Regions from separate parts of the Homo sapiens genome. Here regions 1 and 2 are each linked to region 3. A link is a contact called in ENCODE Hi-C or POLR2A ChIA-PET data. All regions are on one chromosome and are shown on one strand. Each heading gives the region's core, a stretch centred on a gene start or an enhancer-like site at or near the end of the contact. The rest is flanking DNA. Distances are from core to core; before and after follow the strand shown. Region 1 overlaps PLCL1 (phospholipase C like 1 (inactive)). Region 2 holds the start of ANKRD44 (ankyrin repeat domain 44). Region 3 holds the start of MARS2 (methionyl-tRNA synthetase 2, mitochondrial).

Region 1 (4,426 bases), core at 584-3,083, 300 kb before region 3:
GAGCTCAATGCTGATCCCCAAAGATACTCATTTCCTGGAAAAGCAGATCATTGTGCATATTATAGCTTCTTCTATGTGTCATGATCTGATCCTATTTTTTAATTAAAATACCACATCATCAATATTGAGGAACATTTTTAAATCCAGCCATCCAAAGCAACAGTTGTTTTCATTCACAACTTCTAATCCTTATTTTCATGAATCTGTTTCTGTAATCTAAAGATTACCTTCTAATCTTATCTTCATGAATCTGTTTCTATTTCATGGTATCTACACACAACAAGCTGCTCACTTGGTATTGCAGAGATATAGGGGTGACTATCGCTCACCTAAAGAACCTTCCTAGGAAAATGAAAGCAGGTGCCTTTAGAAACTGGTAAAAGGTTTTGGGCACAGCTCAGTTTCTAGAAGGCAGATCAACAATCATTCCACAGGGTCCTTTGCAGCAAAGGCAGCTTTCTGTTGCTCCAAAGGGCACTAAAGTAAGAAAAATGCTCTAGTCTCATTCTTGAAATATTAACACTACAGAGACAGAAGCCCAGAGCACAAAGACAGAATCTTGGCTATATATCAGCAGCCTCTCCAGGAAGAGAATCCTTCATCACATTATGTACACCCACCAAAGGTTCCAGACTATTGGGAAAATTTAGATTCTAAAAATATATGTGGCAAAAATAAACTGCGAATAAACATAAATATAAACATTATACATGCAATGACTAAAAACATGGGGGAAATGAGGCAACACGCCTCCAGAGTTCTTAAGAGGAAAATTCCACTCTGGTAGGGCATTTGGGACATATATATATACTCCAAAAGTTATACTTCCTTTACCTGAAATTCAAATTTATCTTGATGCCTTGTATTTCCATTTACCAAATCTAGCAACCCTACCCTATTGTACCAAAAATTAATTTAGCCTTAGGTATGCAAGCACACATGCCCACACACATACACATTAAATGGGATGAAAGGAGCTGCCCATCTTCAGAAAATTAATGCCATTATCACTCAACAATAATGATAACTTACTTCTGCATCAAAACATCACAAACTTCATTTTCTCATGTTTTATGTCAACAGACTTCTCACCCTGTCTTTTAACAACTCCAGTCCTTTTATGTTGTTTCCCTAGAAGGGAAGAAACTGGTGAACTGTCCCTCTTTTCTCTTAGCTTAAAATATCCTTTTCTAGATACCTAGGAATCATCTCTGAATATATTAAGCCTCCTTCAGCTGCTGGCCTAAGTGCCTTAATCAGCATTCCTATTTCAACAAGGATTTATTAAGCAGTTATTATATTCACACATTAACTGTGTTATCAAGATGTGGATGTCCCCATTTTTTTAATTAGAAAAGGAAAAGTCTGAGTGGAAGAAATGTGCACTGTTTGCTCAGCTAAAAAGAAGTCCTCAGTCCCCTTGCATCTTTCAGCACCGCCTTTTGTGATATCGGCTGTCCACGGCCTCCCTGCCCCTGTCACCAGCCTTGCCTCTCCACCTCAGGCGAGTTGCCTGCAACCCTTTGCCTCTGCCCAGTTAACCAGTCTCAGCCTTCCCTGACCACCGCCCACACCTGTTACACATTCACAGTGCCGCATACTTTTTTATTGCAGTCTGCCCGTCAACACTGAGGTGAGTCTTTAATGAATGTCTGCCTTCCCCTCAAGACTATAATATCCTTGTGAACAGGACTGCAGGACCTAACACAGGGTCTAACATAGGGTAGGCAGTCAGTAAATATAATGCAATGAAGAAACTGAAGTGTGAAAGAAAGACTTCTTGAACACTAGCCTGGAGGGACTTTCCAGGCACGATGTGCAGTTTCCATTTCAAGGCCTCAAAGAGAACTTTCCTTTGCCATCAACAGAGTGAGCATGATCTGTGAATGGATGGCTGGAGATCATATTAACCCTGGTACAAGAAGGGCATTTTCACCTTTGAAATCTGCTGGTGAATTTGCCATAATTTCACATCTTTTTTACTCATTGCCTATGCAGGGAGATAAAGCGTATATCTCACTGCCCCTATCACTTAGCACTCGGAAAATCTTGAAGTGAAGTTCTAAGTTAACACACATAAAGAAGGAGAAATAAAGGAGGGTGGAAGTGAGGGAGCGAGGGTGGAAGGAAGGAAAGTTTAAAAAGAAAATCCTTTAAAAACTCACCTCCCTACCCTGCCTTGTCTGAATATTTTATTTTCACTAAGCTATCTTAGGAACCGAAAGCTAGAAAATGACTATTTCTAGATGTGTTAATGGCCTCATGATTTCCTTTCATGTTCTGCAGCAGCAGCTAAATTAGCAGTAAGCACTTTTATGTTCATTGGCTAAGTTGGACCTTTTTAAGAACCTAAAATTGAAAACAGAACTTAAATTTCAAATAGTCTGACATGGCAAGTCTATTTTCATTCAAAATACTTCTTATACAAAAAGATGCAGGAGGCGTTTATCCTGACCAAAAATGCTATAATTTCATATTTTTTGGCATATGAGACTGAAATATGTTTAGATACTTAGGTTTTCAATGTTGGAATATTTTTCTTAAGTCTATTCTTTCCAGTATTTAAGATTTATTAACAAAAATGTGTAACAGTACTCATCTAATTCTTAGATTTATTATTTAAATATGACCACCCTAGACTTTATAAACAATACTGACTACTAAATCTTTGTATTTCTTTCAAGAGCCACAAAGTTTTTTTTAACCAAATACATCACGAACTTGACTTGGACACACATTCTACAGATAAGTTAGCCAGAGCCTCTTTAGAATTAATGTTGGAAGTAAGCCTAAGTCATATCAGTAGGACACAGTCAATGCAATAAAGATATTCATTCAAAGAGTACCCCCAAATGACAAATTCATTCAGAATGTTTTAATCAGTTAAATGTTCCCTGGCATTGGCACATGCAAGTGATCCATCAAGGAACTGAATGACTAATCCACTAAACTTCCCTGTAACTCTTCTCAATCTTTCCTGAAAGCAAAAAGAAGAGTAATTTAAATGAACCAAGTGTTTAAGATCTATTGAGTTTCCACAAAAGGCTAGCTACTGAGCAGAACATTTGTAGAAATTGGCCCAGCTTCCAGACTTGCTTTTAAAAAAAAAAGCTAAATATATTACATTGAATCCTTAAATAATGTTTAAAGTTTAATTTAATATATAGGAATATAGCAGTGAAATGACAGTTTACTTTCAGTTTTTAATTACCCTATAAGTTGAATAACTTATTCAAATAAGAATTTCTGGTCCTATGCATGCATTGAATAATATTAATCACTTCACTTTGAGGCATAAATTAAGCCACAGACTTGGTCAAGTTCCTTCTAATGGATTCTCTAATTAGGATATTCAGTTTTGTGGTGGAAAGAGGTCTTGAGGAATAACCTCAATCCATCAACCTTTTTCAACCACAACACTTTGTAATAGTTCCACCTCCAGCTCAGAAGTTTTATGAAAATATTTGTATAGGTCTGTATAGAGAATGTACAGTGAGAAGTTATTTGCATAGACCATATATTCTTCTGCGTAGGCCATATATTCTTCTGCAAACCACTTTAATGATGACAGAGTGAGCATTAGCTAAAAATATTAAGCATAGGTTGAGCCAAAAAAAAGTATCTGAGAAGAAATTATCTGAAATACTAGAAGTTAGACGAGGTGAAATACATAGTTCTTCTGTCTTAAGTAGAAGGTCTAAAAGCTAGAAGCAAGAGTTCAAGTTTCTGGCTATCACTTCCTAAACTACAACTAAAGTCAACGAACCAATACAAGAGTCCAGCACATAATTCCAAGATGTGACAGGTCCAAGGATGGTTTTCATGCCTGGGTTCCATAAGGAGCATCTCTATTATTCACTAATATGCTCATAAGTGCAGAACTGTTTAGATCTGTCTTCCCTGCTCCCTATAGCTAATTCCTTCCTTGCCTAGCACTAGTTCAACCAATAAAGACTAAGTTAGCACAAAATGGCAAGAAGTGCCCCTTGTTTTTTAAGATATTAAAAAAAATTGTAAAGTAGTCTTAGTAGAAGTTTACATTAAGAATTATGTCTATTATTTAAAAACTCACATTATTAGTTAAAAAATTGTGATTGCTAAAGTTTTCTTATGAATTTCTTATGATTCTGTGTAGTTCATTTAGCATCTAGTATAAATACAGAGTATCTAACAACCTCTAAATCTAGAAGGGCGGACAGTACATCCATCTACTCCTTAGGGACCAATGAGAGCAGGTAGCTTCCAGAAGTTAATTGCTTAGAAATGGTAACATAGTTCACATAGAGGGCTGGAAATCCTGACAAATGATTGCAAATATGGGCTTCCCTTAAGCAGGATGATGACCAAATGTTTAACAAAGTGCATGGTAGAAGAGCAACCAAACAAAACAGATGCTCACTCAGAATGATGCTGGCCTACAGCAGTA
Region 2 (4,164 bases), core at 307-2,806, 390 kb after region 3:
TCCATGCAACATTGATAACAGAGGAGTGGAAGCCAGGAACAAAGTTCCTTGGTTCTTCTTGTCTGCATGATCTGAATTATAATCTATAAGACTAATAAAGGTAAATTTGAGATTTAGCTGCTTCGACAACCAGAGTGGCTGGATGGTAAATGTGAGGATATTAATGCTCCTTTCTCTCCTGTCTCATGTGGAATCTTTGGGGGAGGTTCTAAGAGTAGGGAGGAAGAATGGACATTTGGTTTGTGAATATACAGTAGAGGCAGATGTTTGGTCTTGACCAAAGAATTCTGTAGCTCTAGTTTGCTCTTCAAAGCTGTTCAATGCTGCCCTACAGGTTTGCTCTATGGCCTGCCAGGGGCACATGGGGCTGCCTGGGAGCACTTCCTCTCCACTTGCTTACTTAATTCTCCCTTCTCCAGATCTCAACTCCTGTCACTTTCTCAGGGAAGCCTGCCCTCACCCACCAGTCTGGTCTGATTCCTTTGTTGTGGGTTCACTTCAGAAGCATGTTTTCCCTTGAGATCCCTTATCTCAGTTTGTAATTACATTCATTAGCAGAGACTATGCGGTTTATGTTGGCATCTTCTGAGAGCAGGTTATCTTATTTATGCTCTCCGTTTATTCCCGTGCCTAGCCAGTGCCTGACAAGGTAGGGACTCAGTACATAGCTGTTCAATGAATAAGTGTTTGCTCCAAATTCCAGAACTATCAACAGCTACTATGCTTACGAATATGCCCGTTGTATCTGTAGCCCATGGTGTTTGACAGCTGTCTTCTATTTGTTGAAGAGCTTGGTAACTTGGGATTTTGTAGAGATCAGTAAGGACTGGTGGGAACACCCAAAAGACCCATCAACTCGGTGATTTAGGACTGCTTTGCTTCTCCAGGAACTCCACTCCACCCCCACCAGCAAAAACCAAACCCAGGGTGTTTGAATTTAACAATAGTATGTGTGTGTGCATATGTGTGTGTGTGTTTAGCTGGAAAGTGGCTGGAGAACAAGGTGGAAGGGCCAGAGCTTCTGTTCCCTCCACCCATAAATGTTTGGCAAACACCCTGTAAAGAATCACAATGTGTCCGCTGCCTCCTGGCATTAAACAAAGGGAGCATCATAATTGCGGTCCCTGGGATCTTCGGGGCGCTGCCACCACCTGATTCTGGGTTAGGGGAAGGGGGCGTAACCCCATCTCCCCGGTTAAAGTGGACGGCATGTGAGTGAGAGCCTTTCCTGCCCCCTCGGGGTGTGTCCCCGCGGGCTTCCCCACCCATATGTGTGAGACCCGTCAGGGAGGCCCGCGATCCGCCCAGGGCCCGGGGCCGGCCCGGCCGGGCGCCGCGTGCAGGTGCGGAAGGCAGGCGGCGGCCCGGTGCGGGCGCGGGGGCAGCGCCGGGGGCCGGGCTGCGCGGCTCGGCTGCGGGCGGCAGGAGGCAGCGTCGGCCCAGGCGGCGGGCGGCGAGCGAGCCAGCGCGCGGTGATGTCAGTGGCGGCCCGGCTGGCAGCAGCCGGTACTTCCTGTGGAAAGGCGGGCGGGCTCGGCTGCAAACCCCACTAGCCAGTGTCAGCCTCTCGGCGGGAGGAGGCGGCGGCGGAGGAGGAGCAGGGGGAGGGCTGTCAAATTCGGGAGCCAGATTTTTTCCCTTCTCCTGGCAATCCCTTCCGCTTCCCCGGCTCCCGGCGTGACATCTGCGGGCCGGGGACCTGCATGTGTGTGCGCGCGAAGGAGCGGAAGAATGGCAGTGCTCAAACTCACCGACCAGGTAGCGGGCGGCGGCGCCGGCGGGCGGGACGCGCGGGCGCGGGGCGGCGCGGAGCCCGGCGGGGGGATGGGGGCGCGGCTGGAGCGCGCCCGCGAGCTGTTTACTCGCGGCGAAGGGGAGGACTGTGTGCGGCCGCCGGTGCCTCCGAGAGCCCGCGGCGGCAGCTCCCCTCCGCCGCGCCGTCCCCGCCCTGGGCCGTCGGAACTGCGCGCCCGAGTCTGGGGCAGGGCCCGTGGGCGCTGGGCAGCCGGCGTGCGGGAGTGCGGCGGCCGCGGGCCCGGCGGGGCTGGGGAGGGGGCCGGGGGCTCGAGGTGCTCTCGGGACTCGCACCGCGCCGCGTTGCGTGGGCGCCGCCGGCCCGGGCCCCGGGGAGGAGGACGCTGCACGAAGAGGGAGAAAGGATCGCAGACTGGGACCCCTCCCCAAACCTAGCAGGAGTCCTGCCCAGAATGCGGCTCTTGTGTGGCCGGGCTGTCTTTATTTATCCGTTGGATGTGACATCCGACTTCCTCTTTAGTTGCGCCAGGCTGTGTGCGTGGTGCGGGATGGGGACCCCTGGAGACCGCCCTTTCGGATCGGGCCGGTCCCTCTGAGGAGGAGGTGAAGTCGGCTCGGAGCCTCCACTCACAGGCGGTGGGCTACGGTCTGCCTGTGTCTACCAGCTTTGTTGGCTTTCCTTGCTGAGACACCACACAGGGCAGCTCTGGAGTCCTGGCTTGGAGAGGTGGGGTTATTTGCTGAATCGGATTGACAGTCCTCGCCGCAGGTCTGTGGAATGGTAACAGCCACCTTCGCGGACTCTGCTGCTCTTACATTGACACTAACAGGCACCAAACCAAGTTGCATGACAAAACTCTTTGCAGCTCTTTCCACGAAAAAAGGAAACGGCTTGCTACCCCCACCCCCGTTTATTCGTGGGTAGTGAAAGGAACTTTGTTTTGGGGTCCTGGTAGGCAGAGAGGCAATCTTGACTTTGACTACAGGGTCAGACTTGCCAGCCCTTGGTATTAAATACCTCAAACTTGTCCATGGGTTGCATCTGCTGCCTTGCGTTCTCCAGTTAGTATCCAGCCAGAACATCTTGCAACTGAAGTGCAGTCCGTCACCACAATGATTTGCAATGATTTGTTCTCCTGCCTTTTAGATTCAATTTTTTTAGCTTGTTTTTCCTAAATATTTACAGGTGTTTGGCGGGGTTGGTGATGGGGAAATCACTGAGTTAAAATTCATGTTATTGTTAAATTTAGTAAGAAGAGCAGCTGGTACTTGTGATGAATGTATTTGTTCTCATTGGTTCCAGAGCATTTAAAAGTGTAAGTTGATATCAGGATTTCCTTCACCTTTTGGTCACATACTTTGCCAACTGTTAGACATTTGCGTATTTTAAATCCTACAGTTTTAGCGTGTCTTGGGCCTGTCATCTTTGCTAGTACACGTTGCTGTACTTGTCTGTTAATCCCTAGATCTTCAAAGTACAAAGAATGGTTCTAATAGGTATTGTTATCACATATAAGAAAGAACATCACATAGAAGTTTAGAGTTGTAAGGACTCTAAGGATGATCTAGCCCAAACCCTTCATTTTCTAAATGACAAAACAGATCTGGAGAAGTGAAGCAAGTCTTCCTCAAAGAATGCCAGCTATAGGCCTGCAGGACTGGGACTAGCTCTTGTCTTCTGCCTTCCAGGTGCTTGTACTTTCTGCTACAGTTGGTATAGGATAGCTCCATCATCTCATTGGATGTGTTGTAAGGGTTACAAGAAAACATCTCTTCCTAGATCAAGATCAACCCTAGTGAGAAGTGTATTACTTGGTCTTACAAAGAGAGGAAGTTATTCTTCAGGGCTTATCAGAGCAGGAATTTCAAAGATGTTGCCTTTTAAGATGTTTCCAAGTATATTTCCTTCCTTCCCCCAATAAACTAGTATGAGTATGGAGAGAAAGGAAGAGTCACACAACGTTTATTTGGTTCCATCTCCAGATACGTAAAAAGAACCTAAGGCGTTTTAAGATTCAAGAACTTCTGAAAATGTCCAGTCTATCTTGGGACAAAGTCAGAAGGAGATGGGGTGGGGAAGTGGCCTGGGTGGGGTGGGGTGGTGAACAACGATGGTTTCTGTGTAGCTTTAGGTCCAGGAAGTAAGTGTGTGGTCTTTCTTGCCTTATATAGTCTTACCTTTTCTGTTTGAGACTCAATTCTTAGAAGTCAGTTCTTAACCTCACAGATTAACTTTTAAAACCATTTGCTTAGACCACTACTAGAAGAGTTTTGCTCCATCATTGTGGGCAGGGAGCCGCCCGCCTGCTTGGAATCCCTGCCTTAGAGTTTGTACAGGAGTACCTTGCTCTCCATTCAGCTTCTAGTAAAACAACCACTTCTTAATTTCTCCCTCCTTTTTTTTTTTTG
Region 3 (4,509 bases), core at 742-3,241:
AAATGAATAGGAGCAGGCACCTGAAAGGCTACAAACCTCTTTTCACAGGGACACAGCTTATGTGCTCATTTGATTCCACACTTAAGAAAATACTAGTATAACTTTCCTGAAAATAAAAAATAAAAAGATAACACATTTGCTTTTTTACCACAAGCCGGTAAGAACTGAGTTTCTAGGTCCGGTGGGCTTTCACCAGCCAAGTCCTGGACTGGTCTAGTCTTGGAAACAAAAGCCCAGTTTCAGGTCCCAGCCTCCTCCCTTCAAAAGGGCATGGATGTCCATAGAATCGAGGCAAGAAATAGAGCTCTCCAAGACTCCTCTCTGAGGCAGAGACCCCCAGCCTAGACAGCAGCTTGTCAGCTAGGCTTGGGGTGACAGGCTGCAGCAAAGTCCCAAAGACTCGCAAACATTCCAAGGCCACATGAAGCACAGTACCCAGCCAGGGAGCATCCACTGGGCTCTCCCAGTTCAGCTTCCATGGTGCATGCCTTTGGACAAAACCATTAGTTTGCCGGACACAGCTGGACACGGCCTCCAGAGCCTTATATATCCGAAAGTTATCATAGTGGTCTGCTACCTGCTTTGGCAAAGTGGCCACTGCGCTCACCAGAGCATAATCCTCTGCCTGAGCACGAACTGACGGCCCCACCAACCCTGGCTCACTAGGGAAGCAGGTAGTGCAGAAGGCTGGGTAGGTCTCAGAAGGATTTATTCTTTTGGCAGTGCATCGGTTCAAGAGACCTCCCAAGGCATCTGCCAGCTCGGAGTTCAGCAACTTAACCACCTTTTCATCATAGTAGTCACAGTCCCAGTTGGGGACGCCCTGCCGAAGGAGAAAGTAGCGGAAGCCATCCACGGTATAGCGGTTAAGGCAAGTCCTAGGATCCACCACGTTGCCCAAGCTCTTGGACATCTTTTGGCCACAGACTGTCCAGTGGGAATGGACACAGATGCGCTGTGGCGGGCTCATGCCGGCCCCTAACAGGAAGGCAGGCCAATAGATGGCATGGAATTTGAGAATGTCCTTACCTATGATATGAGAGGTGGCCGGCCACCAAGATTTGAACTCAGCATTTGGGTAGCCAATTACAGTGAGGTAGTTGACCAGGGCATCCAGCCATACATAGATGGTCTGCGAATCATCCCCGGGCACCGGAATGCCCCAGTGCAAGTGGCTACTTCTGCGAGACACGGACAGGTCGGGCAGCTCCTCGTCCAGCCACTGAAGAACTACGTGATGAAATGGTTCGGGGGTGATCGCCTGAGGGTTGCCCCGCAGCCACCGCTGGAGTGGCTTCCGGAACTGGGAAAGCCTGAAAATGTAGTTTTCTTCCTTGGTCCAGGAGACTGGATGCCCGCTCTCGAGAGATACAGGAAACGAATCCCCCGATGGGCCCGGCTGCTGGGTGACCTTGGCCTCAGGCAGGAAGCACTCGTCGGAAGCGCAATACCAACCTTCATAGACGCCCTTGTAGAGCAGACCGCGGGACTTAAGCACCCCCCAGAAGTGCTGCACAGCCACCCGGTGCCGGGCCTCCGTGGTGCGGATGAAATCTGTGCAGGAGATACCGGCCTCCTGGAAAAGCTGCTGGAACTGCTCAGAGACTCGGTCGCACAGCTCGGTCGGGGCCAGGCCCGCGGTAGCTGCTGCCTGCTGAATCTTCAGCCCGTGCTCGTCGGTACCAGTGGAGAATCGCGTGGCGGCCGTGCTGGGACCTCGGAGGCGACGGTGGCGGCATAGGGCGTCCGCCAGTAGTGCCGAGTACAGGTGCCCGATGTGCGGCGCCGCGTTCACGTAGAAAATGGGTGTAGTGAAGTAGGCGCGCACATCACAAGCATCATCGCCGGCACTGAGGGAGCCCGAACTGTAGTAGCGTGGGCCGAAGTCCTCCAGGAGAGACAGCCTACTAGCCCCCGTGCGTCCTAGCAGGCGGAGGACGGACGTTCGCAGCATGGTGCAGACCGGCCGCAAGCGGAGGAGGCGGCGTTCTGACAGCACGTGTGAGAGGCGCATGCGCAGCCGGGTCGCGCCGCAGCTTCCGGCCGGAAAGCCAATGAAACGCGGCCCCGAGCGCCGGCCCTCACCGCCCTCCCCGCCCGGCCCCGCCCCGCCCGCGCCTGCGCCGTCCGCACGCCGAAAGCCGCGGCGCCAGAGGCCGCCAATGGACGGCGGCTTGCCAGAAAAACAGCTCAGAGTTGCCGGGTTTAGGAGAGGCTATGAAAGAAGACGAACCTCTTTGCCTTCGTATAACATACTGTGTTTCCTGCTTTGGATTGTAATTTTATATTTATGAATCTGTTTCCCCCTCTAGGCTGAGCTGCTTGTAGGCAAGAGTTTTATATTCAGCCGTTTGTCTAAACCCCGTCCGTGGCTGGCATACTGCAAGACAGAGTATTGCTCTGCACATGCCCTGTCGATATCTAAAATGTCACCTAAATTTTATCTCAGAGCCTAAATCAATCTGTAAGGGAGGGAGAGAGAAAAAAGATGAAAAATCATTACCTACAGCATTTTGAGAGAAGGATAAGAACTGAGAATGGAAGAGAAGTCTTTAAACAGTTTTTGTTGAATCAACAAAAGTAGATTTGTGATCTGCCAAGTTCTTGCCAAAGTTTATTGAGATCCAGGAAAGTAGAGTGCAATATGCTGTCACTGTGCATATAAAGAATAATTTTCAAATTTATTTCTCAAAAAGTTAATTTTTTTAATGGTCTTGAAGTTCTTTTAAAATAGTGTTTCTCAAGTTTGCTTTTAGTAATGGAACCTTAGAATTTTTTTTAGGGGAGGAAACCTCAGGAGCCCAGAATTGAATTAATGTTAATCCCTAGTTCATAACACACTCTCATCTTTGATCTTTTTTTTTTAATTTAATTTAAGTAGCATATACATTTAATAATAAAATGGAGCAGCTATGAACCTACAACCCAATCTAAGAACTACAAGTGGTTTCAGAGTGTGGTCCCCAGAGCAGCAGAACTGGCAGCACCTGGAACTTCGTTCGATATGTATATTCTTAGGCCCCATCCCCCACATACTGAACCAGAAAACTCTGAGGGTAGGGCCCAGTAATTTAGATTTTAAGGTGATTCTGATGCACATTAAAGTTTGAGAAACACTGAACTAGAAAATTACCAGTGATTTAGATCTGTGTGCTCCTTTTCTTCTCGTACTGTCCTCCCTGAGGTAGTCATTGTCCTGAATTTTGTTCTTGCACATTTGTGTGATCACATACAAAGTATGTCTAAGTAACATTGTTTAATTTTGCTTGCATTTAAATATTCTAAAAAGGATATAATACTACATGTAGTCTTCAACTTGCCTTTTTATTCAACATTTTGTTGCTATATTAATCCATGTTGTTGCATGTAACTGCATTCATATGTTCTTAATACATGTTGCATGTAATTCATTCATTTTGACTGCTGTATAATAACCTTTGACTGAACACATATGGTAACTTGGATCTGATTTCTCTAGTGATATGATGAAAGGTGGACCAATCGAATTCTGTATAAGAGATATAAAAAATAACTTTGGATACTCAGTTGATGTGCTCTTATTTAATCCAGCAGTTTAAGAATGACCTACAACCATCTGGTCTTCAACAAAGTTGATAAAAACAAGCAATGGGCAAAAGACTCCCTATTCAATAAATGGTGCTTGGATAACTAGCTAGCCATATACAGATGAAACAGGACCCCCTTCCTATACCATATACAAAACTCAACTCAAAATGGATTAAAGACTTAAATGTAAAACCTAAAACTAAAAACCTTAGAAGGTAACCTGGGAAATACCATTCTGGACATAGGACCTGACAAAGATTTCATCATGAGGATGCCAAAAGCAATTGCAACAAAAACAAAAATTGACAAATGGGACCTAATTAAAGAGTTTCCGCACCACAAAATAAACTATCAACAGAGTAAGCAGACAATCTACAGAATGGGAGAAAATATTTTCAAACTATGAATCCAAGAAAGGTCTAATATCCAGAATCTATAAGGAATTTTAAAAATCAATAAGCAAAAAACCTCATTAAAAAGGCAAAGGACATAAACAGACACTTCTCAAAAGAAGATAGACATGCGGCCAACAAGCATATAAAAAATGCTTAACATCACTCGTCATTACAGAAATGCAAATCAAAACCACATTTAGATACCATCTCACACCAGTCAGAATGAATATTATTAAAAAGTCAAAAAACAACAGATGCTGGCAAGGTTGCAGAGAAAAGCAACACATACACTGCTGGTGGGAATGTAAATTACTTCAGCCATTATAGAAAGCAGTTTGGTGATTTCTCAAAGAACACAAAGCATAATTATGATTTGACTTAGCAATCTCATTATTGAGTATATATCCAAAGGAATATAAATCATTCTACTGTAAAAAAAAAACGCACTCCCATGTTTATTGCAGCACTGTTCACAATAGCAAAGACATGGAATCTTCCCTAAATGCCCATCAACAGTAGACTGAATAAAGAAAATGTGGTACATATA

Evidence for each region. Hi-C counts contacts between places; a loop is a spot of excess contacts on that map. ChIA-PET counts read pairs that join two places held with the same protein, here RNA polymerase II (POLR2A). Pooled maps may share reads with other maps.
Region 1: a map with no recorded cell type shows a loop between it and region 3 (8-fold over the local background). The contact joins the enhancer-like site here to the promoter of MARS2 in region 3. A Hi-C loop is called at or near these places in 15 of 37 single-sample maps with no recorded cell type and 11 of 50 pooled maps. POLR2A ChIA-PET finds 5 or more read pairs at or near these places in 2 of 52 experiments (CD4-positive, alpha-beta T cell and activated CD4-positive, alpha-beta T cell).
Region 2: a pooled map shows a loop between it and region 3 (5-fold over the local background). The contact joins the promoter of ANKRD44 here to the promoter of MARS2 in region 3. A Hi-C loop is called at or near these places in 2 of 37 single-sample maps with no recorded cell type and 13 of 50 pooled maps. POLR2A ChIA-PET finds 5 or more read pairs at or near these places in 1 of 52 experiments (Panc1).

The regions. Positions count from the first base shown.
Region 1 is chr2:198,002,823-198,007,248 of GRCh38, reverse strand. All of the region lies in intron 1 of PLCL1 (phospholipase C like 1 (inactive)), which reads right to left. Among named protein-coding and RNA genes, the nearest start is that of PLCL1, 200 kb to the right of the region's middle. RefSeq lists an enhancer at 1,732-1,921. Within about 2 kb of position 1,833, at least 2 of the 41 ENCODE cell types and tissues checked have a DNase peak (open chromatin) inside an H3K27ac peak, as active enhancers do.
Region 2 is chr2:197,308,172-197,312,335 of GRCh38, reverse strand. It overlaps ANKRD44 (ankyrin repeat domain 44), which reads left to right and starts at 1,556. Exons shown (of 28, transcript NM_001195144.2): 1 at 1,556-1,758. The coding sequence starts at 1,732. It overlaps ANKRD44-DT (ANKRD44 divergent transcript), which reads right to left and starts at 1,270. Exons shown (of 4, transcript XR_923750.3): 1 at 1-1,270. RefSeq lists silencers at 1,241-1,320, 1,331-1,650, 1,701-2,080 and enhancers at 2,204-2,705, 3,157-3,216, 4,147-4,164.
Region 3 is chr2:197,702,851-197,707,359 of GRCh38, reverse strand. MARS2 (methionyl-tRNA synthetase 2, mitochondrial) reads right to left here and starts at 1,991. Exons shown (of 1, transcript NM_138395.4): 1 at 1-1,991. The coding sequence starts at 1,954. The coding sequence ends at 173. RefSeq lists enhancers at 1,588-1,707, 1,748-1,797 and a silencer at 1,938-2,177.